Regions from separate parts of the Homo sapiens genome. Here all the other regions are linked to region 2. The links are chromatin contacts, found by Hi-C or POLR2A ChIA-PET in ENCODE. All regions are on one chromosome and are shown on one strand. Each heading gives the region's core, a stretch centred on a gene start or an enhancer-like site at or near the end of the contact. The rest is flanking DNA. Distances are from core to core; before and after follow the strand shown.

Region 1 (3,059 bases), core at 126-2,625, 350 kb after region 2:
ACTATTCACAATAGCTAAGATTCGGAGGCAACCTAAGTGTTCATCAACAGACAAATGGATAATGTTGTACACACACACAATAGAGTACTGTTCAGCCATAAAAAAGAATGAATGAAGTTCTGTCATTTGCAACAACATGGATGGAACTACAGCACATTATTTAAACTGAAATAAGCCATGCATAGAAAGACAAACTTCACATGTTTTCACTCATTTCTAAAAGCTAAAAATTAAAACAATAGAATTCACAAAGAGAGACTAGAAGGATGGTTACCAGAGGTGGGAAGGGTAGTGAGAATTGGGGAAGGGAATGGTTAATGGGTACAAAAACATAGATAGAATGAAGATCTAGTATTTGATAGCATAACAAGGTGACTATAGTCAACAATTTATTGTTCATTTTTAAGTAACTAAAAGTATAATTGGAACGTTCATAATGCAAAGAAATGATAAATGCTTAGGGTGATAGATATGGCATTCACCCTGTTGTGATTATTACATATTCTATGCCTGTATCAAAGTATCTCATGTACCCCATAAATATATACTGACCATGTACCCATACAAATTAAGGATAAAAATTTATTTTATTTTATTTTATTTTTAATAAATAAAAGAGGTTTTATTTTGGCTCATGGTTCTGCAGGCTGTACAGGAAGCATAGTACCAACATCTGCTTCTGGTGATGCTGGGACCAAAAATTAATTTTAAAAGATAATATGTTGTATTAAATAAGTTCTAATCAGTGAAGGCAAGGCTGAAATAGCTCTACATTCAGACCAATATATTTTGAAGAATTGGGAATATGCACCATCAGTTAAACTTATCTTATAGTTTTAGTGAAGATCCAGAAACTTACACGCAGTGAGAAAGAATATGTTTACCTGGAAAGGCAGGCTTTAGTAACAGCACTGTGAAGATTTTCATTAGGATACTGTGACAGCCGACGAGAAATTCGCAACAGTTGTCTGGTAGAAAGTGATGCCGCTAATGATTGTGCCTATCAAAAGACAAATACATTGTGTTAAGAGTCTTGTTTCAACTTGCTAAAGTCCCTTTAGATGGATATCACAGCAGAATTCATTATTACTGAAGGGGTAAGGCCAAACTTAAAGTATGTGCTGTTAATTAATTACAAATCAAAATAAACAGAAACCAATTTACACTTAAAACATCCTTGAAGATAGTTTTTAAAAAATCTAAAGTATTTATCAATTAAATTTAATTAATGTATTTTAATTGTGCTAAGTTGGAGATGGGAGGGGCAATGGGGGAAGGATGTTACATAACAAAGGTCACACTGGACTTAGGCTGTATGATTGACTGTTCACTTTTTCTCCTTACACAAAGCCAAGGTGTTAAGATACCACGGAAATGTTTAAAGCTTTAAGCAAATCGGTGGTTTCTAAAATAGCCAAAAAGAGTTGTAAACAATTTAGGCTGTTGGCCACAGAGGTGTCAACCAATTTGTCACTTGTGCTGCAGCTTGCTGTTTTGAATCCTTCCCCTATGCTGTCAGAATACTTTCACTTTGCTATATTACATTTCCCAAAATTCCACGAATAGAGTTGCTAGTACAGAACTCAGGACATGGTCAGTACTCAATAAATATTTGTTGAAATTCTTTTGGCAGGCAGCATAACATAATGGTAAAGTTTATAGGCTTTTGAATCAGATAAGTCGGTATCCTATTTATTAGCTGTGTTACCTTGGCAAATTACTTAACCTTTCCAAGGCTCAGTTCCCTCAACTTTAAAATGGCAATAGTAATGCCCTCACCTTTAAGGTTGTTATGAAGGTTAAATTAGAAAATGATTCTAAAGTGCTTAGCACATGTCACACACATATGGGTGCTCAACGAATGGCAACAACTGTTATTTAAAAATCAGCCTCTTCAAAATGAAAACAAAAAACCCAGCAGAGAAAGGTGATGGGACCTACATATTAGCATATATTTAGTAAATGAGATTATTACTGGCCTAATTCCTAACTTAGATCAGCAGCATTAGAAGACAGTGATTATCACTGAAAACCACAGGACAGAAGCACTTTTGAAGCAACTGGACCTTTGGGAGGGCAAGGCAGGTCAGTATGAAATGTCACAGAGGGTGATAAGGGCAGTAAAGTGGCCCTGAGAACTCAAGGGCCTAGAAAAGAGGACTCTATGAAATTAACAAAGGGTTCAGAATGGATGAGGGGAGAATGTCAAAGACACACTGCACATTTGCTTGTTTTAATGTTCCACCTAAGGTCATCTCCGTATGTCCCAAAGAAGAAAAAAATAATTTATTTATCCTTCCTTGTGTATTTCACATCTCCATAAGATATTGGTTTGCTGTTAGTATTCTATCTCAGCTACAACATTAGTATTATATTTCCTTTGGGAATTAGGTTGGAAGCATGACCACCACATATCCTTTCTTCTATTAAAAAACACATTCTAAGTTTCAAAGAACTCAATTACAAGCAGACATTGGTCCATTCTTGTTTTCAATTAATTTGCATTCCAGATATGGAGACAATATTCAAATATAATAAATCATAAATTACAATTCAAAATAGTATATACTTCAATGCTAAAATAAGTGGAACAGTAGACAGCTGTTATAGGCAGTTAAAATATTCAAATGGGCATGAGAAATCCTCTCATCAAAGGCATGAAAGCAAAAGTAATGGAACCACAAGTAGAACATGAGGAAATGAGACCAGCTTTACTAGAAGGTCCTGCTGGAAGGCTTGCTCTCAAACAACAAAGACCTATGAATGACACTCTGACGGGTTTGGCTTTATTCTTAAAGGCACTAGGATTCTGCTATGTGTAAAGTCGTAACATGATTTTCAAATCAGGTTATTACTAGCCTACTTCCTAATTTAAATCAGCAGCAGCATAGAAAGTGGATGAAGGACAGAGAGAACTGAGACAGGAAACAGAAAGCTACTTCAATAATCTGCCTATAAAAGGAAAAAGTCCTACAGTAAGGTTATGGCAACAAGAATGGAGAGGTAGGATACAACAAACTTGGCAACTGACTTGCTATGAGAAAGAAACATGTATTGAG
Region 2 (2,915 bases), core at 276-2,775:
CGCACCATTAGAAGTGGGTTGGCCATCAGAAGGAAGCCTGGACAGGTCCCTTGTTTCTAAGGCGTGGCACAAGGTAACTGGTAAAGATACCTAGACCAGTTCCCATACATAGACACTTGGTGACAGCTGGTGCTAGAACCCCCACAGTGGCTGAGGGCATGCAGCAGCAATACTAGTAGCAAAGGGACAGATAGCTAAGGAAGGATCCCGCTCCACTCACCCAGGGAAATCAACTCCTGAAGTTCTGTTCGACCCCACATCAGAGGATCCATTGCAGGAGATGGCACCAGAGATCCCAGTGGTGTCCTCCCCTTAACAGGGAAAGAGGCTCCCCACTCTTGAGCCCACAGTGCTTGTGCCTCCACAAGACAAGCATATCCCTAGGCCACCCAGAGTAGACAAGAGAGGAGGACTATTCATATGATTAGTGGTCATTAACATATACTCCTTTGTGAGGTGTATGTTTCAATGTTTTGCTCATTTTTAATTTTTACCAGGTTGTCTATTTGTGATTACTTTGTAGATGGGTCTTTCTATATTCTGAAAACAAATCCTGGCTGGGTGCGGTGGCTCACGCCTGTAATCCCAGCACTTTGGGAGGCTGAGGTGGGCAGATCACCTGAGGTCGGGAGTTCGAGACCAGCCTGGCCAACATGGACAAACCCCGTCTCTGCTAAAAATACAAAAACTAGCTGGGAGTGGAGGCTGAATGTTTCACTCCGTTACATGTTAATTGCTCTACATTTAATTAGCCGTCTGTGGTGAGAGGCGAGAGGCTAGCGCCTAGCTCAGCGCACAGTCCAGGGCGTTCGCCCCCGCAGGCCGCGGGGCAGGGTGGCTCGTTACTCCGTGGACACTGCAAGGCGCCCTGTTCGCGCTGCGTCGACGCAGTAGTTTCTTCCCATAATAAACCCCTTCTAGATAAAGTCAGGCTGGCGGGAGCGCCCTGGACCGTAGTTCAGGCCCCCGCGCTCCGCGGTGGGAACAGTTCAGGACTCCCCCAACTCCTGCCCCTCTCGCCCCGACCCTCTCCACTCCGCCCGCCCACCATCTCGGAAGTCCCCTTGGGACAATGCGTAGGGGACCTCCGCGTCCCCGACACCCGACTGGGACACGGCCGCGGGCTCCTTCGTCCCTCACCGCCAGCCAGGGAGGCTCTGCATGCCCACGTCCACTTCACAGCCGAGGAAGCTGCGGCTCGCGGAGGTGCCTGGCACGCGGCGGGAAGCAGCAGAGCTCGCGCCCAGCAGTCAGCTCTGGTGACGCCGAGGACACCGCGTGGGCCGGGTTGTCAGGGCGCGGGGGCGAGAGGCGGGTAAATATTTGGGGCTGTAACCGGGGCTTCGGCGACTCCTCGTCACCGCGGTTCCAGGGCGGGCGCGTGGCGAGGGCGGTGCCTGGGGGCAGGGGCCTCCTCGGAGGGCGGCGGGGACAGACCCGTCGCCCCGGCTCCGCAGCCCCGCCCCGGCCCCGCCTCCGCTCCGGCCGCCGAAGGCTATAAGATCTAGGAACCCGAGCCGGTGGTAGGGCGGGCGCGGACCGTGCTGGGAGCGGCGCGGCTGGAGCGCAGCGCCGAAGGGACTGGCAGGGCTGAAGTGTGCGGGACAGCAAGCCCCCGAATAGCCCCGGCTGCCACCTCGCAGGACCCAAGGCCACGCGCGCCGGGCCCAGCTGAGCCGCCTCATGAAGCCGCCCGCGGCGCAGGGCAGCCCCGCGGCCGCCGCGGCCGCAGGTGAGTGCGGGGTCCGGGGTCCCCTTAAAGTCTCGGCTCTGCAGATGGCGGGTGAGAAAGGAGGGGCCCCGTGTCGTCCCTTCACACCCCCCACCCTTCCATCCTCCCCGGCGGGAACCTGTCCCCGGTCTTCCCGCGCGGGCGGCTGCAGCCTCCTTTCCGGCCCGGGCTGGCCCCCATGTCCCACCTTCCCTCCACCACCAGCTCCGCGCGCGCCCGGGGTTGGGGGGAGCGGCGGGGACAGGTAACCGGCAGCGCCTGGGGAGGAATCTGGCCGCGCCAAGTCGCTGGGTGACCCTGGGCCTGGCGAAGGCTCAGTTTTCTTGTCTGTAAAACGGACTTGGTAATAGAACGCACTTCGGGGGTGGTGGAGAAGATTACAAGGTAACAGCGACTGCGTGGCTGTCACTTGGCAGAGGCGCCAAGTGTCAGTTATCTTCGGGAACCGTGGCGGCCCCTCCTGGCCCTGGGAGGTGGTCCCGCTGCCCCCCTGACTTCCGTGCACTGAGCCCCTGGCCCTGCCCGCAGCCCCGGCCCTGGACTCGGCGGCCGCGGAGGACCTGTCGGACGCGCTGTGCGAGTTTGACGCGGTGCTGGCCGACTTCGCGTCGCCCTTCCACGAGCGCCACTTCCACTACGAGGAGCACCTGGAGCGCATGAAGCGGCGCAGCAGCGCCAGTGTCAGCGACAGCAGCGGCTTCAGCGACTCGGAGAGTAAGTGCGGCCCCCGCTAGGATGGCGCCGGGATCTCCCAGCTCCCAGGACCTGCCCCGCGAAGGCTGCGGCCTCAGTTTTCTTATCAGTAAACTGAGGAATGGTTTCCTGAAGCTCAACGCAGTAGGCCGAGTGGTGGCGGGGCCCCTGACGATAATCACGGGAAAGGTCGCTGGAGGGCAGGTTGGTTCACTTGCCGCCCACGGGTGTGTCACCAGGCAGGCGAGTTTAAGCAGCTTGTCCCGACTCAGCCAGACAGGACTCCCTGGACCTGCACCAGGCCTTTCCGCAGTTTCCCTCCTCTTCTCCTTTCCGTGCCTCTCCCCTCTCAGCTGTAACTTTGCAGATGTGGAACAAGTGCCAGTGGAATGAGGGGGCACAGTGGGGACATGGGAGGGCGCAGAACGGAAATATTCATGAAACCAGGAAAGGTTTCATAAGCCCAAACTGCTGTTCTTGGGATTTATGA
Region 3 (3,201 bases), core at 293-2,792, 400 kb before region 2:
TCCTCCATAGCTCGTGGTGTGTATTTTTAAAGGGAAAGAAAAAAGATTCTCGTTCCCAAAGGCCTTTTTTCGAGGGTACTTTCCGTGACTGCGACCAGCGCCCCTTAAGTCAAGTTGGGAAGACCTCGCAGGCCGGCCTCGCGCTTGCTCAGGCGCCGCGGGTGGAGACGCGAGCGCACACGCGGCGGAAAGGGGCGCCGGGCGGCTGCGCGGCCGGGAAAGCGCGTCCCCCCGGGAGGGCGCGGAAGGCACACTGTGTTCCGTGGGGCCTCGTAAATACCCTGCGGCCAGAGAACCACTAGAGCTACTGGTCCGGGCGCGGGCTCTGGGGCGCCCAGGGCAGGGGGGTCAGCCCGTCCTGCATAGGAAGAGTCGCAAGAGCGGCTGAAGAGGGTGTGGGCCGGACGGGGGCGCTGGGAGGAGATAACGCAAGGCCGGAGTTAATCATCACCTCCCGGGCGTCTGGAAAACTACGGGCCGGAGGGGCGGGGGAGCAGCCCAGGGGAAAGTGAAACTCCCTCAGGGCCCACCAGCCCCGTGAGCCGGAGGCGGGAGGGAGAAGGATCGGAAGCGCATTCGCTTCTCCAGCAGGCACGGCGTGGCACTCGAGGCTCCAAAAGCCGCAGCCCAGCTCCTGGCGCCACTAACTACAGTAATGCTTATTTTCTACAAACTCACCCAGACGGGGACAAGAAAGGAGCCAGAACACAAGATTTAAAAAGTCAGCCCTCCAAACCGATAGTTGCAAAAAAAAAGAAAAATAAGGAAGCGTTCCCATACCGGGAGTCGAACCCGGGCCACCTGGGTGAAAACCAGGAATCCTAACCGCTAGACCATATGGGAAGTGCTATGAGAAACTGCCGTGACCCACCTGACAAGCATAAGTGCCTCTGCCTCCTTCGCCGCACCTCTCGCCACCGCCGCCTCTGCGCTACTGAAGCTGCTGCTGCCGCCGCCGCCGCCGCCGCCGCCGCCGCCGCTGCTGCTGCCCACACGCTCCCGAGCTAGGGAACAAGCCCCATCCGAGCGCGTGGGCGTCGTAGGGGAGAGGAGGGGCGGGGCCGCTCCGCTGCAACAGCAAAGTTTGAGGCGAAGCCTAGCGACTCGCAGCGCCGGTCCCGCAGTTTCACCTCTTTTTTTTTTAACTCCGCCAGAGGACCCCGACCCACAGGTCCCGGTTGCTCCGCTGGTCAAAGTGCGTGCGGAGTAGTTGGCAAAGTTGAGAGCGGAGACGTCTCTGGGAACAGCTGTTTGCGTTCCGGGCGGAGGCGGCGCGCTGAGCTCCTTGGCCTTGAGCCAGCGAGCCTAGAAGGAGGATGGAGGTTTTGGGCCCCAGGGGAGGACACAGAGACGGCGGGATGGCGCAGGGACTTGAGGCTTGAGATCCCGTCCTTCAGCTCAGGTCCCGTCGCGCTTTTACCCCTTCCCGGTGACCTCAACCCCTTTATACCGACCCCACCTCTTTGGAGCCGGGAGTACCGCCCCTGTAGGGGGAGGGGAGAGGAGGCGATTTCGAACGCGGATTGGATCGTCTGGGCACCCGTAGTTGGGAACAGCGGAACGCTGGTCCCGGGGACTGAGTAAGGTGTCTGGATCGGAGGGAGGTTCGGGTGGGCATCGGGCGGCTGGAAGAGCTCGACTCGTCCCGCTGGGAAAGCGCGAGTCTGAGTGGAACCCTGGACGACTTGCAGAGCGGCTGGCGCAGTCATGTGAGTTGGGTCTCAGGCCCTGAACAACGAGGTGTTGTTTCTCTGGGCCGCCCTTTCTCGCCCGGGTCTTCCCCTCCTCTCCTCCCGCCCTTCGGCCGGGGGCGTGACAGACGCGTTCTTAACTCGCTCGGGACCGGCCCCAGACCTGCAGGGCCGGTTCTCAGGGCGGGGTAGAAATGTTACCCCGCTGAACGCCCTGGGGTATGGGGCACGGGCTCTAGGGGGAGGCCGGCGGCCGGTTCAGGGGGCTGGTTGGACGGCCGCGGGTGAAGCGACGCAGTGCTCTCTCTACGACGCTGTCGGGGGTCGCATGCACCCCTTGGGTTTCCGAAGCCCCTGAACCCTAGGGTATTGTGAAACTAGGGCTGGGCTGCGGCCTCCCCCGCCCACTGGAAGCGGCCAGCCCTGGATAGCGTAATGGTTTTTTTTTTTTTTTTTTTTTTTTTTTTGTCGGCCGTCTACGAAGTCCCATGGCTTTTCCAGTTCTCTCTTGCCTTGAGGCTCAAGAACAGTTTGTTTTAACTGAGAGTCTGGGAGGAACTACAGTTTTCCCCAGAGTAGTCTTGTACGTTGTTCTCTTGGTGGGAATAACTTGATTTAAGGCAAACTTTATGAGTTTCTTCAGGTTTCCATTACAGCAACCTCCCCCAAAGCCAGAAAGGATAAATGTTCTTCTAAGATGTTCCTTAGTTTTTCATAACGATGACGATAACAAGTGAGGAATTTTTGAAAGCCATTTTATTGAAGGGAGTTTTGTAATGAATCAGATACAGACTTTTTCTACTCCGCTGGCAACAGAATTTCAATTGACTGTGCTCCAACCAGATAAATAATAAAACGACTATACATAACAAGACAAGATTCAGTAGCAGGGGCATATATTTCAAACTTTAAAAACTGTAAAGCATGCAGAATTTAACCTTTTTTAAGTTTTACATGAGCTTAGCCTTGTTGTCTCTCTTTTTCAGGGCGGACTACTGGAAGTCACAGCCAAAGAAATTCTGTGATTACTGCAAGTGCTGGATAGCAGACAATAGGCCTGTATGATAATTCCGCTGTTAGAGATTCTAATAATAATTGTGTTGAATGAAGTGCTCCTTTTTGATGTAAACTCAGTTTACAAAGCACTTTTATGTACATTGCTCTTGCATTTTCAAAACATCAGAAGATTTCTGTCTTCTCAGTCCCCTATGAAAGCTGTGAGCCTTCTTCCTTTTCATCAACCTGACTTTGATTATATATTAAATTATTTCTCTGTGGCCTTTTGGGAAATGGGCAATGAGTTGGTCATATCATTCATGTTATGAAGCACCTATATTATAATGGTGGTGTTCATAATACTGTCATACCCAAAGAATTGTGGAAAGCCCTTAAAAAATAAAAGCAACATGTTTAGTTTTTCTTGTATATTTTGTGGTCTAGAAATAATCAAGTGTATTTAATGCAGAGCTGTGTATCTTTAGATGCTTAAATTTGAAAGAACACCATTATT
Region 4 (3,115 bases), core at 504-3,003, 470 kb before region 2:
AGCAAGACCTCGTCTTTACAAAAAATAAAAAATTAGTTGGCTGTGTTGGTGTGTGTGCATTTGTGATCCTAGCTACTCAGGAGGCTGAGGCAGGAGGATCACTTGAGCCCAGGAGTTCAAGGCCGTAGTGAGCCATGATTGCCACTGTACTCCAGCTTGCATTACAGAATGAGACTCTGTGTTCAATAAATAAATATCATTAGATATTTAAGCTATTTCTACAAATATCCTTTATTTAAAAAAGAATAACTGATATACTTCTGATAAAGAGGAAACTATTATCACAAGCTTGAAAAACGAGAGTAAGAAAACATAACCAGAATCAAGGGATGTTTGCTGATACAGAAGTTTCTCTGTAAAAGATTAGGTTCCAGAAGGCTATTTCAAAACCCATTTGTTCATAAATGCAAAATGACATTGTGCCAATGGCCAGTGTGAATACGTCTAGGTAAATTTAAGTTTCACTTTCTTTTCCACTGCTGTCATGTACCTTTTCGTACCAGCACTTCCACACTGCTACTGTGCTTTAACAGTTGTCTTTCAGAAATCTAAAAAATCAGGATAAGCAACCAACATACCCACACCTTATACATACTAACAACTAACAGTAATAAATCAAAACTGAAATGGCTCCCCACAATCACTAAGCCACTTATTGCAGCAGAAAAAGACACTTTTGCTCTGGCATGTAGCTTTTGCTTATTTCTATAGAGAAGTCCACAAACTGAAAATGTGTAAGCAAAGAAAAGCATTTTACTGGCTCAATCATGTCTTTGATTCTCTGTCATCTTTCCTGCTCCTCTTCCTCTCCCCTGTGTACTTATATACTCTTCTGCATCAAGGTGATTCTTGAGAATACATTTTCTGATACCTGATCCAGAGGGAGCACCTGTAGATATCAAAGATTCTTATAATCTTTGATTACAAAGCCCAGGTATCTTACAATTTTTTCAGTAACAGACAAGACTGAAGATCTAAATCAATGATTCCATTTTTAATTAGTAAATTGGGGTGGTCAAGTTCTCACGGTCTACAAGCAAAACAGAACTAAAACTAGAATTCTTGTTTCCTAAATCAGGACTCTCTCTAAAACTGTAATATACAGCTGGGCCTCTAAAATCCACCAAAGTCCTTTCTGCTATAACAGTTTATAACACAGATTAAGTAAACGCATATGTAAAAAATTTTTAAAATCTCCATCTCTAGGTTCAGCTTCTGAGCTCCAAATCCAGTCACTAAACTATAAGACAAGTCTACATCAGTGCCCCTTGAAGTCAGTGTGTAAAAAACATGTCCAAAACTAAATGCATCATCTAATTCCTCAAATACGGTCTTAGATGGAAAAAAAATATGGGCACTCGGATTAGAAAAAAGGCTTCTGTTCTAACCTAACAAATTGAAAGGTCCTCAGTAAATTTAAAACTTGTTTAAATTTACCCATCCTTAATTATCTATTATAGTCAGGAAGCACTCTGCTGTATTAATAGTTCTCAAACATGTTTTTTTCAAAGTGTCAGTCTTTATAAAGTAACAAGGAAAAACATAAGTGAAACTACTTCTTCATCACACAGACATAAGCGGTCAACTTATTTGCACAGTTTTCAGAGGGCATCCAGGCAGACATCTACCAGATAATAAAAAAATCTTAGGCTGGCTCAGATGTCTCTTAATTGGGTGAGGACCATATTCTTATTCTCCAAGGAGACATGCCACAGGAATACTTAGCAACAAGGTTCCTAACCTGTCATCCCCAAAATAAGCTTTGGAGTTAAAGTAAAATAGTAACACAAAGCAGTTCAGAGAACAGGCTCTGGAGTCAGACCGATTGGGTGCCAATCTTCTGCAGTGTGACAGAAGACTGGACAAGTTACTTGCTTGGTGTCTCAGTCCCCTCTTTCCATAAAATAGGTGTCAGTCTCAAGTCTCTTCCTTCTGTAAAACGGGTAAAGTAATACCAAAACCTAGAGCTGTTGTGTAGATGCAAAAATGCATGTGCAGAATACTTGGCACATAACATGCACTGAATTAACATTAGCTTCTTTAGCGCTGTAAGTATATGCAAGAAATATGTAACAGGTGCATGCTAGGTAACTAATAATTCCTTAAGGGTCATTTCTGTACTCCCTGGAAGTCTCTATTACCATAGCTATTTGCTAGACTCCAGAAAAAGAACATTATAGCCCATTGTCAACAAAACTGTAATTCTATTCCAGTGCTTCAAGGTTTGGCGTCTTTTTAACAAATCCTGCTGCTTCAAGGCGAGGACTTCACTCTGGCAAGCTTCCCTAACACAGAGTCCCATTATGCCTCATTCCAAACAAAATGACTTCACTGATGGTAAACACAAAACCCTCAGCCACACTACTAGCTACTACAACCACTTCAAATGGCTACTTGTTTAATTTATTATAGAAGATTTCAGGTACTAAAAAAAATATGATAGTCAAAATTGATCACTGATTGAATGTAAATTTAAGATTCCTTCAGAAAGGTTTTTAGACACAAGGATATTAAACCCACGAATTCATAAATATATTTTTAGAAAATCATTGCTCTTTTTTTTTTTTTTTTTTGAGTGGGAGTCTCACTGTCGCCCAGGCTGGAGTGCAGTGGCGCCATCTCGGCTCATTGCAAGCTCCGCCTCCCGGGTTCACGCCATTCTCCTGCCTCAGCCTCCTGAGTAGCTGGGACTACAGGCGCCCGCCACCACGCCCGGCTAATTTTTTGTATTTTTTAGTAGAGACGGGCTTTCACCGTGTTAGCCAGGATGGTCTCGATCTCCTGACCTTGTGATCCACCCGCCTCGGCCTCCCAAAATGCTGGGATTACAGGCGTGAGCCACAGCACCCGGCCGAAAATCACTGCTCTCCTTTTAAGTTACTATGGTACCAACTGTTTATGGTGAAAATTAATAAATAGTCCGGTGCCGTGGCTCACGCCTGTATCCCAGCACTTTGGGAGGCCGAGGCGGGTAGATTACCTGAGGTCAGGAGTTCGAGACCAGCCTGACCAACATGGTGAAACCCCGTCCCTACCAAAAACACAAAAAAAAAATTAGCTGGGCATGGTGGTGAGTGCCTGTAATCCCAGCTACTTGGGAGACTGAGGCAGGAGA
Region 5 (3,326 bases), core at 791-3,290, 320 kb before region 2:
TCACCCGGTTCTTTTTCCACTGTGGGGTGCGAGAGGTGATGAGCAACAATTTTTGGCCATGCTTGATAATTCTGTAGTTGTTGGTCTCTGAGACCAAGGGAATATTATTCATTTGCCTCCATTCTGCCCTAACTGGGTTGTAGACCTTCATGACTGGGATATCACAGATACAATAGATCTCCTCATTGAAGACGCAGGCTTCCTGAAAGTCATTGCGCTTCAGAGAAACGCACTTCAGCCACATATTGTGGCTAGGATCATAACAGAACATGCGCTTACTGTTGAGAGCATAGAGATAGTCTCGAATTACCATTAGGTCAAAGGATAAAAAAGAATGGGGCAGTGGAGCCACCAATGCCCACTGGTTTCTCTTAACATTGTAGCATTCCACTTCCTTCAACTTAACTCCAGTAATAGGGTCTCGCCCCCCCAAAATGTAGATATAGCCATTGAGATATGCCACATCCATGCCCTCACGACACAGCAAGCGATCTGCAAGTTGCTGCCAACTATTCTGAGCTGGTTTATACACCCAGAGGTCTGTCCTGGGCTGAGCAGCTAGATAGATGTCATGGTCAGGAGAGATACAGACAGCTAAAGTGGTGACAGTCCTAGTGTGAGCCAGACAGGTCAAAGGTGACGGCACTTTGTAAAGGTCCCCCGAGTATGGATCACAGCAGAGAAAGGGATCTCTGGGGTGTCCAAAGAAGATCACCATCTCCTTGGCACACATACCCAGTCTCTGGGGTGGATTTTCTGCTGCAGATACAAGAGAGTTGCTGCTGCTACTGCTGCTGCTGCTGTTTGGCACTGGCACCAGAGACTTGTACAACAGGTCACCATAGCGCATCTGCAGGGCCCCTTCAATAACGTCCAGGCAGTACTTCTTCACGATGGGCTTGGTCAGCAGCCCTTCTAAGTAGTCCTGATCTTCTTCAGTGAAGTGCATCCAGCGCACGCACTTGAAGACTTCTGCAGCACTGGGACCCCGCTCTTTGGGAGCAGCCTCCAGCCACTGCACTGCCACATGGCACACTGTCTGCTCACTCTCCACGTCCAGACTATCCAAGCGCAGGACAGCCAGCAGCTGGGCCAGGGTCAGATCTGCTAGAGTCTCCTCCCGAATTGAACCCATGTGGCTGAGTTGCTTGAAGTTCTGAGCTATATAGGACTGGGCCTGGGATCGCAGCTTGCGATGGCCAAAGGCATCTGCAAACTTGAGGATGGCGGTGCAGTTGGTCAGGTCAAGACGTCGGGCTAAGAAGGAGGCACAGGCTTCCCGCACATATTCCAGCTGTAGCATGTCGGAGGCCGCGTACAGGCGCTCCACGTTGGCCTCACTGAGAGACACACGACCCGTGTAGCAGTAGTCGACCAACACCTCGAAGGACTCGGCGTCCACATCGTGCATGGTCACGCTGGCCTGCTGGCTCTCGTACATGCCACCTGTGAACATGCTCTTGAAGTAGGGACATGCCGCGGCCAGCACATTGCGGTTGCAGGGGAACAGGCGACCCGTGCCAGGCCCGCTGCCAGGCGTCACCACCTCGATGGTCACATCACACAGCAGCCGCGCATCGTAGAAGGACTTGAGCTGTGCCAGCAGGGCTGCAGAATGGGCCGTGTCCTTTAATTCCTCTGGACCCGTGAAAAAGGCCGAAACTGTGGGTTTGTGAATCTTCTTGGGCCGCTTCCCACCACGGGGACTGGCTAGGCGGCGAGAGCGCGGGGCGTCTTCCCGGGACTGCATGGTGGAGATGGCGACGGGCGCTGATGGCGAGAAACGCTGCAGGACCCGGCTCTGGCTCCTCCTCAACCTTCCCTCGCTGACGCTAAGATAGCAGCGTCTCCGAAGAGACAGCAGCACGAGCCCATTTACTGAATTCAACCCTACCCCGCAGAACCGCCTCCCGTTATCGTTTAGACAGTGGCTGACTCACCCTCTCTCACTCCCGCGTCCTTTCTCCGCGTCTGCTCGCCTTCACAGGACCCGCTGGCTTGGAGCCGCAGAAGCCGCTACTGCAGCGTGGGCGACAATGCTAGGCGCCCAGGAGAACTACCGCTCCCAGGTTGCCTTTCGCGCCCCGAGGGCTGCTGGGACTCTCGGACTCCCGGGCCGAGACCGAGGGAAAGAATCCGCTTTGCATGTCGGGAGTAGTAGTTTGTGTAATATCGCGATCCTTCTCTGGTGTTCCTTGTTTTAGCTGACGACACTCGAGAGCGCCAATTTTCCTAGATTCGATTTTGTGGTTTGGAACTGTGGTTTTGGAATCCAGAGTAGTCGCCTCGTTCTAGTATGTATTGTTTGACTTGTCTCTTTGAACTGTTTCTTCTTTTGTAAGACGTGAACAGTAGTATTTCATAGGATTGTGTGAAGATTACATGAGTTGGTTATAGGACGCTGTTAATAAATATTTGTTGGTTTGTAGAATAATTACTCAGTTCTTAGAATTATAAAGGTTCGATAAGTTTTCTTCCAGCCTTTATTAAAAAAAAAAAAAGGAAGCACCACTAATTTGAAATTATGAGCCTGTAGGAAAACAAAAAACCCCCCAAAACAGAAAACCTTGCAAGTTCCAGCAGAGATCCCTTTTTAGGGGCGTGTGTGTGTGTGTGTGTAAATTAGATTTTATTTTTAGGTTTACGGAAAAATTGAGCAGCAGGGACAGGGAACTTCCATATATCTCTCCCCACTTCACAGTTCCCTTATTATTAACATCTTGTATTAGTGTATGTATCCATTAGAAGTGATTTTTTTTTTTTTTTTTTTTTTACTCACTATGCCTCTCCCTGGTACCAAAAGATAACTCAGGGTTTGTAGGATTGGTTGGCTATCGCTGGAATTAGATCCCTGGCTTTTTCACAATTGCCTGTCCTTATTTGCCATGACTAAAAGGAGACCACCTCCAGTCACCTGACTTTGAGACTTTCCTTCCATATCTGCATTTCAAAACCTGAAGTCCTCTGTAGCCACTTCTCCCACTTGGTCTCTCCAATATTCAGTACCCCTTTCCCTTTTTTACACAAAAGAAGAGACATGCTTTAGGGGGTCCTCACCCCAAAACACAATGGAAGCCAGAGGCCTGGTTGGTAATTTAGCATCCTTTTAGACCCAGTGGCTCAAGCATTTCTCCCCTTGCTTGTATGAAGTTGCCTCTCCATCAGAGCTGACTTTATTTCTAGTCATTCACTCAACCTTTACTTACCCCGTGCAGTTCAGACATTAGAAGTCACTGAGAACACCTAACACGTTTCCGCTTCGGACTCACCTCCTGTGAAACCCTGCCACTGTCTTCCTCTCTCATCACTGTCCACCGTAGTCAAAA
Region 6 (3,073 bases), core at 38-2,537, 440 kb before region 2:
GCCTTTGTCTCTTCCCTTTAATCTGACAGGCCTTCAAGCACTTAGTAAGTGCATAGCAAATTCTCAAAGAACTAGCTAAATATCATTTTGGTCAACAAGAAATGATTTGGCAAGTTTTATATCCAAAAACTTTATTTTTTGGAATCACTGCATATTCCAATTTTATCTTCATAAATATGTTTCAGAAATAAAATACTACTGCACTCATCTTTACAGAGCACCTAGAACTTTAAGGCACAGTAGGATGTATACTTGCCAGCCAAAATCTCATAACTACAATGACAAGTACTTCAGGAAAAGACTGAGCAATCTTTTCATTTACAGAAGGTTTTTAATTCAAGGCAGGCAAATTTTAAGAACAGTAATACAAAAGGAAGGCCAATACTCATCACTTTTTCTTTTTACACAAAATTGAAATAACTACGTTTCCTTAGAAGACAGCTTTACTTCTAAGGTTGTTACTCAGAACAAGTTTTCAGTGTGAATTATAAAACTTCATTTTTTTCTAATAGTAAATGAATCATTCTAGTCTTTCTTCCTCTATTTAATATTCACTTTTACTTGTTATCTAAATAATCTAATATTCATTTTTACTTATTATCTAAATAACAATTCATTTAAATTTCCATTGGGTTTCCAAAATGAAACATTTAATATAATTTCATTAACTTTAAAAAACAGAGAGGGAGAAAAAAATAAATAAATAACAGTCAATGAGCAACACCTATGGCTGAGTTGTCCCAAAACTTCACCCTTAGCTAAAATGCCAAAACAAAGCCACTGCCCCTGGATATTTAACATCTATATCACACAGGAATAATACGGTTTACTTAACTGTAACTTCAACTACCCCAAAAAATACAATTAGGTTTTTTAAATTAAAATTTGACCTTAGTTTGCTTTGTGGTACTTAAAAACAAATAAACAAACAAAAAACCTCTTTTATTCTTAAATTACATAGAAAAAAAATCACAAAGACATACAAAATGCTTTAGCAAGAAGATCTAAAACTTTCCAGAATTTCAGTGCTTTGTTTCCCCCTAGCAATTAAGTTCAATCAGGCATGTGACTGACCACACACATTTTATCAGAGGGTTAAAGAACACATTCAGCCATGTTCTTCAACAGGTAAGAACCACCCTCTGTTTATCAGCTCAAGAAAAAGCCAGAAGCAAACATACAAAATTGTAACAAGTTACCTTCAAGTATTCTTTCTCTATCGTCTTTTGAGCTTGAAAATAAAAAGCAATCCGACAAGTTTTAGCTGTTAAAATGGCTCCTGTAGATTGGGGAAGTGGTGTCTGTGCTTCAGCTTATGAGTCATACATGAAACCAAGTGTTTCTAAGGGAGGCACGCCCATGTTGCTGTGGACCCAATTATTCTGCTAGGTCAAACATGCAAATCTGCAGGTAAAAACGGTATAGGAAAGTGGGGATGAAGAGGCAAGGAGCAAGATCTACCTTGATTAGACCATTACTAAGCTCATATTAATTGCCATAATTTAAAACTAACAATAAAATAGAGTAAGAACCTACAAGGGAGCAAAATTAAAAACTATATATTGTTTTAAAATATAAAAATCTCAATTTTTAAAAGTTGCTTTACTATATCAAATAAAACTGTGAAAGGAAAAAAGTATGAAAGGGGATGGAAGGGAGATAGCAAACTCTGTGGCTCTTAATGTAACAATGGACTGGTGAGTGTAATCTGGCTACTCATTAACCCTCATATGAAAGAGATATATTGCTATGTAGTCTGGAAAGGCTAGCAAACTACAAAGCCAGATGCAGATCTGTAAGTTCACTAAACAGATAAAATCCACTAGAAAATTCAAAGTTCAGTGGAAAAATAAGTGTGAATTAAACTGGTTTACAGAATTTTTAAAAACCCACACTCCAATGTTAGGAATTTAAAGTCCAACAAAGCAAAATGATTTTAAATAAACTGCAAGCTTGATAAAACCCTTTTAAAAAAGTATTGGTACGATCATAGTTCATAACTCTACTACTTCCAAATGATAGCTACAGTTTGACTTACCTTTCAAGCAAAATTTTCTACATGTATTTCAAGCCTCTTGTGCCAGGCACCCTGCTACAGCTCCACTGCAATTGTGGCAAGGCCAACCTAAGGGGACAACTGTGGCCAGTGAAGCTCTGCCTTCCAAGTCAGAATACATCTGACAAAGTGCCCAAGCCACTGAAATATTACTACACCTACTTATTCTGGCCTCTGGGTGAATACTTATTAATTTATTCTAAGAGCTTAAATTAATCAAAATGGCTTGAAAGCACTAAGTACTTCCAAAGCGCTTGAAATGATAAATGCAACTCAATAGATAGCCTTCGTCCTGGTATCTTACAAAAAGTAAATAGGATTTAGCAAGGTTTTCTCCCTTTAGTTAATTAGTTGGGAGTTTATTCTGGCTTACCAGAGGCATAGTTGAGAGCACAAGCTGTCACTGACTTAGGAACTTTACAAAATGCTGCAAAACAGCAATGATTGTGAACCAACTTTCTGCCTGCTGTCTATTTATTCCTTACACTGAAGATTGCTTGGTTTATCCTTTTACTGAAAAATAATCTCCATGGTTTTACAAACTGTTAATTAAAAATTTATTAAAAAGAAATATAGACCATGTTTTCTCCTGTCAAATGTCATATTTAGCTTACTTTAGTTCACTTACACAAAATGACTATTCAGAGCCCATGCACCAAGAAACAAGGTCCGCTGAGCAGTCACGGGAGATTCACTTGTTCCCTGGAAAGTTCCCCCCAGGTAATTTTCCATATCTGAAATTTATTTTAGATAACATGAATGTAAACCTAACAATTTGATTATCTTCTTTTGGCTAATTAGAAATAAAAACTGTAACAGGTAAAAGAGGGCAACAGTATTATAAAAGGATGTCAGAAAAAGTGAAATAGCTGATAATGACATTAAAAAAACCCACCTTACAAAACTAAAAATAAACATAACTTTAAAAGTATTCAGATATGAAGCCATTATATAAGGTCAGTAAGTTGTAATATTCCCTAAGTATATTACCATACACTAAGTGTCTCCAAGTCAGCA

Evidence for each region. Hi-C counts contacts between places; a loop is a spot of excess contacts on that map. ChIA-PET counts read pairs that join two places held with the same protein, here RNA polymerase II (POLR2A). Pooled maps may share reads with other maps.
Region 1: a loop to region 2 is called in a map of natural killer cell, with 2.8 times the contacts of the local background. The contact joins the enhancer-like site here to the promoter of RGCC in region 2. A Hi-C loop is called at or near these places in 1 of 168 maps with a recorded cell type or tissue (natural killer cell), 1 of 37 single-sample maps with no recorded cell type and 4 of 50 pooled maps.
Region 3: a map of CD8-positive, alpha-beta T cell shows a loop between it and region 2 (29-fold over the local background). The contact joins the promoter of WBP4 here to the promoter of RGCC in region 2. A Hi-C loop is called at or near these places in 6 of 168 maps with a recorded cell type or tissue (CD4-positive, alpha-beta memory T cell, CD8-positive, alpha-beta T cell, OCI-LY7 and 1 more), 9 of 37 single-sample maps with no recorded cell type and 19 of 50 pooled maps. POLR2A ChIA-PET finds 5 or more read pairs at or near these places in 5 of 52 experiments (BJ, CD4-positive, alpha-beta T cell, CD4-positive, alpha-beta memory T cell and 2 more).
Region 4: a loop to region 2 is called in a map of CD8-positive, alpha-beta T cell, with 3 times the contacts of the local background. The contact joins the enhancer-like site here to the promoter of RGCC in region 2. A Hi-C loop is called at or near these places in 3 of 168 maps with a recorded cell type or tissue (CD8-positive, alpha-beta T cell and naive thymus-derived CD4-positive, alpha-beta T cell), 1 of 37 single-sample maps with no recorded cell type and 10 of 50 pooled maps. POLR2A ChIA-PET finds 5 or more read pairs at or near these places in 1 of 52 experiments (activated T-cell).
Region 5: a map of naive thymus-derived CD4-positive, alpha-beta T cell shows a loop between it and region 2 (8-fold over the local background). The contact joins the promoter of KBTBD6 here to the promoter of RGCC in region 2. A Hi-C loop is called at or near these places in 3 of 168 maps with a recorded cell type or tissue (OCI-LY7 and naive thymus-derived CD4-positive, alpha-beta T cell) and 9 of 50 pooled maps.
Region 6: a loop to region 2 is called in a pooled map, with 4 times the contacts of the local background. The contact joins the promoter of ELF1 here to the promoter of RGCC in region 2. A Hi-C loop is called at or near these places in 1 of 168 maps with a recorded cell type or tissue (OCI-LY7) and 6 of 50 pooled maps. POLR2A ChIA-PET finds 5 or more read pairs at or near these places in 4 of 52 experiments (CD4-positive, alpha-beta T cell, OCI-LY7, T-cell and 1 more).

Annotation. Positions count from the first base shown.
Region 1 is chr13:41,810,341-41,813,399 of GRCh38, forward strand. VWA8 (von Willebrand factor A domain containing 8) reads right to left here. Exons shown (of 45, transcript NM_015058.2): 17 at 885-1,000. Among named protein-coding and RNA genes, the nearest start is that of VWA8, 150 kb to the right of the region's middle. RefSeq lists an enhancer at 2,572-2,621. Within about 2 kb of position 1,376, at least 2 of the 41 ENCODE cell types and tissues checked have a DNase peak (open chromatin) inside an H3K27ac peak, as active enhancers do; they include natural killer cell, where a contact is called at or near this core.
Region 2 is chr13:41,456,025-41,458,939 of GRCh38, forward strand. RGCC (regulator of cell cycle) reads left to right here and starts at 1,526. Exons shown (of 5, transcript NM_014059.3): 1 at 1,526-1,732; 2 at 2,261-2,446. The coding sequence starts at 1,684. RefSeq lists a silencer at 1,299-2,138 and enhancers at 1,712-2,389, 2,439-2,568.
Region 3 is chr13:41,059,967-41,063,167 of GRCh38, forward strand. It overlaps WBP4 (WW domain binding protein 4), which reads left to right and starts at 1,543. Exons shown (of 10, transcript NM_007187.5): 1 at 1,543-1,709; 2 at 2,678-2,750. The coding sequence starts at 1,708. TRE-TTC1-2 (tRNA-Glu (anticodon TTC) 1-2) reads right to left here and starts at 843; the gene lies at 772-843. It also overlaps a transcript of ELF1 not described here. RefSeq lists a silencer at 158-337.
Region 4 is chr13:40,984,383-40,987,497 of GRCh38, forward strand. The region is part of intron 1 of ELF1 (E74 like ETS transcription factor 1); the gene reads right to left. Among named protein-coding and RNA genes, the nearest start is that of ELF1, 33 kb to the right of the region's middle. RefSeq lists enhancers at 11-80, 500-779. Within about 2 kb of position 1,754, at least 4 of the 41 ENCODE cell types and tissues checked have a DNase peak (open chromatin) inside an H3K27ac peak, as active enhancers do; they include CD8-positive, alpha-beta T cell, where a contact is called at or near this core.
Region 5 is chr13:41,130,762-41,134,087 of GRCh38, forward strand. It overlaps KBTBD6 (kelch repeat and BTB domain containing 6), which reads right to left and starts at 2,041. Exons shown (of 1, transcript NM_152903.5): 1 at 1-2,041. The coding sequence starts at 1,750. It overlaps KBTBD6-DT (KBTBD6 divergent transcript), which reads left to right and starts at 2,167. Exons shown (of 4, transcript NR_120423.1): 1 at 2,167-2,294. RefSeq lists enhancers at 1,694-1,743, 2,104-2,343.
Region 6 is chr13:41,018,029-41,021,101 of GRCh38, forward strand. It overlaps ELF1 (E74 like ETS transcription factor 1), which reads right to left and starts at 1,288. Exons shown (of 9, transcript NM_172373.4): 1 at 1,200-1,288. RefSeq lists an enhancer at 1,173-1,282.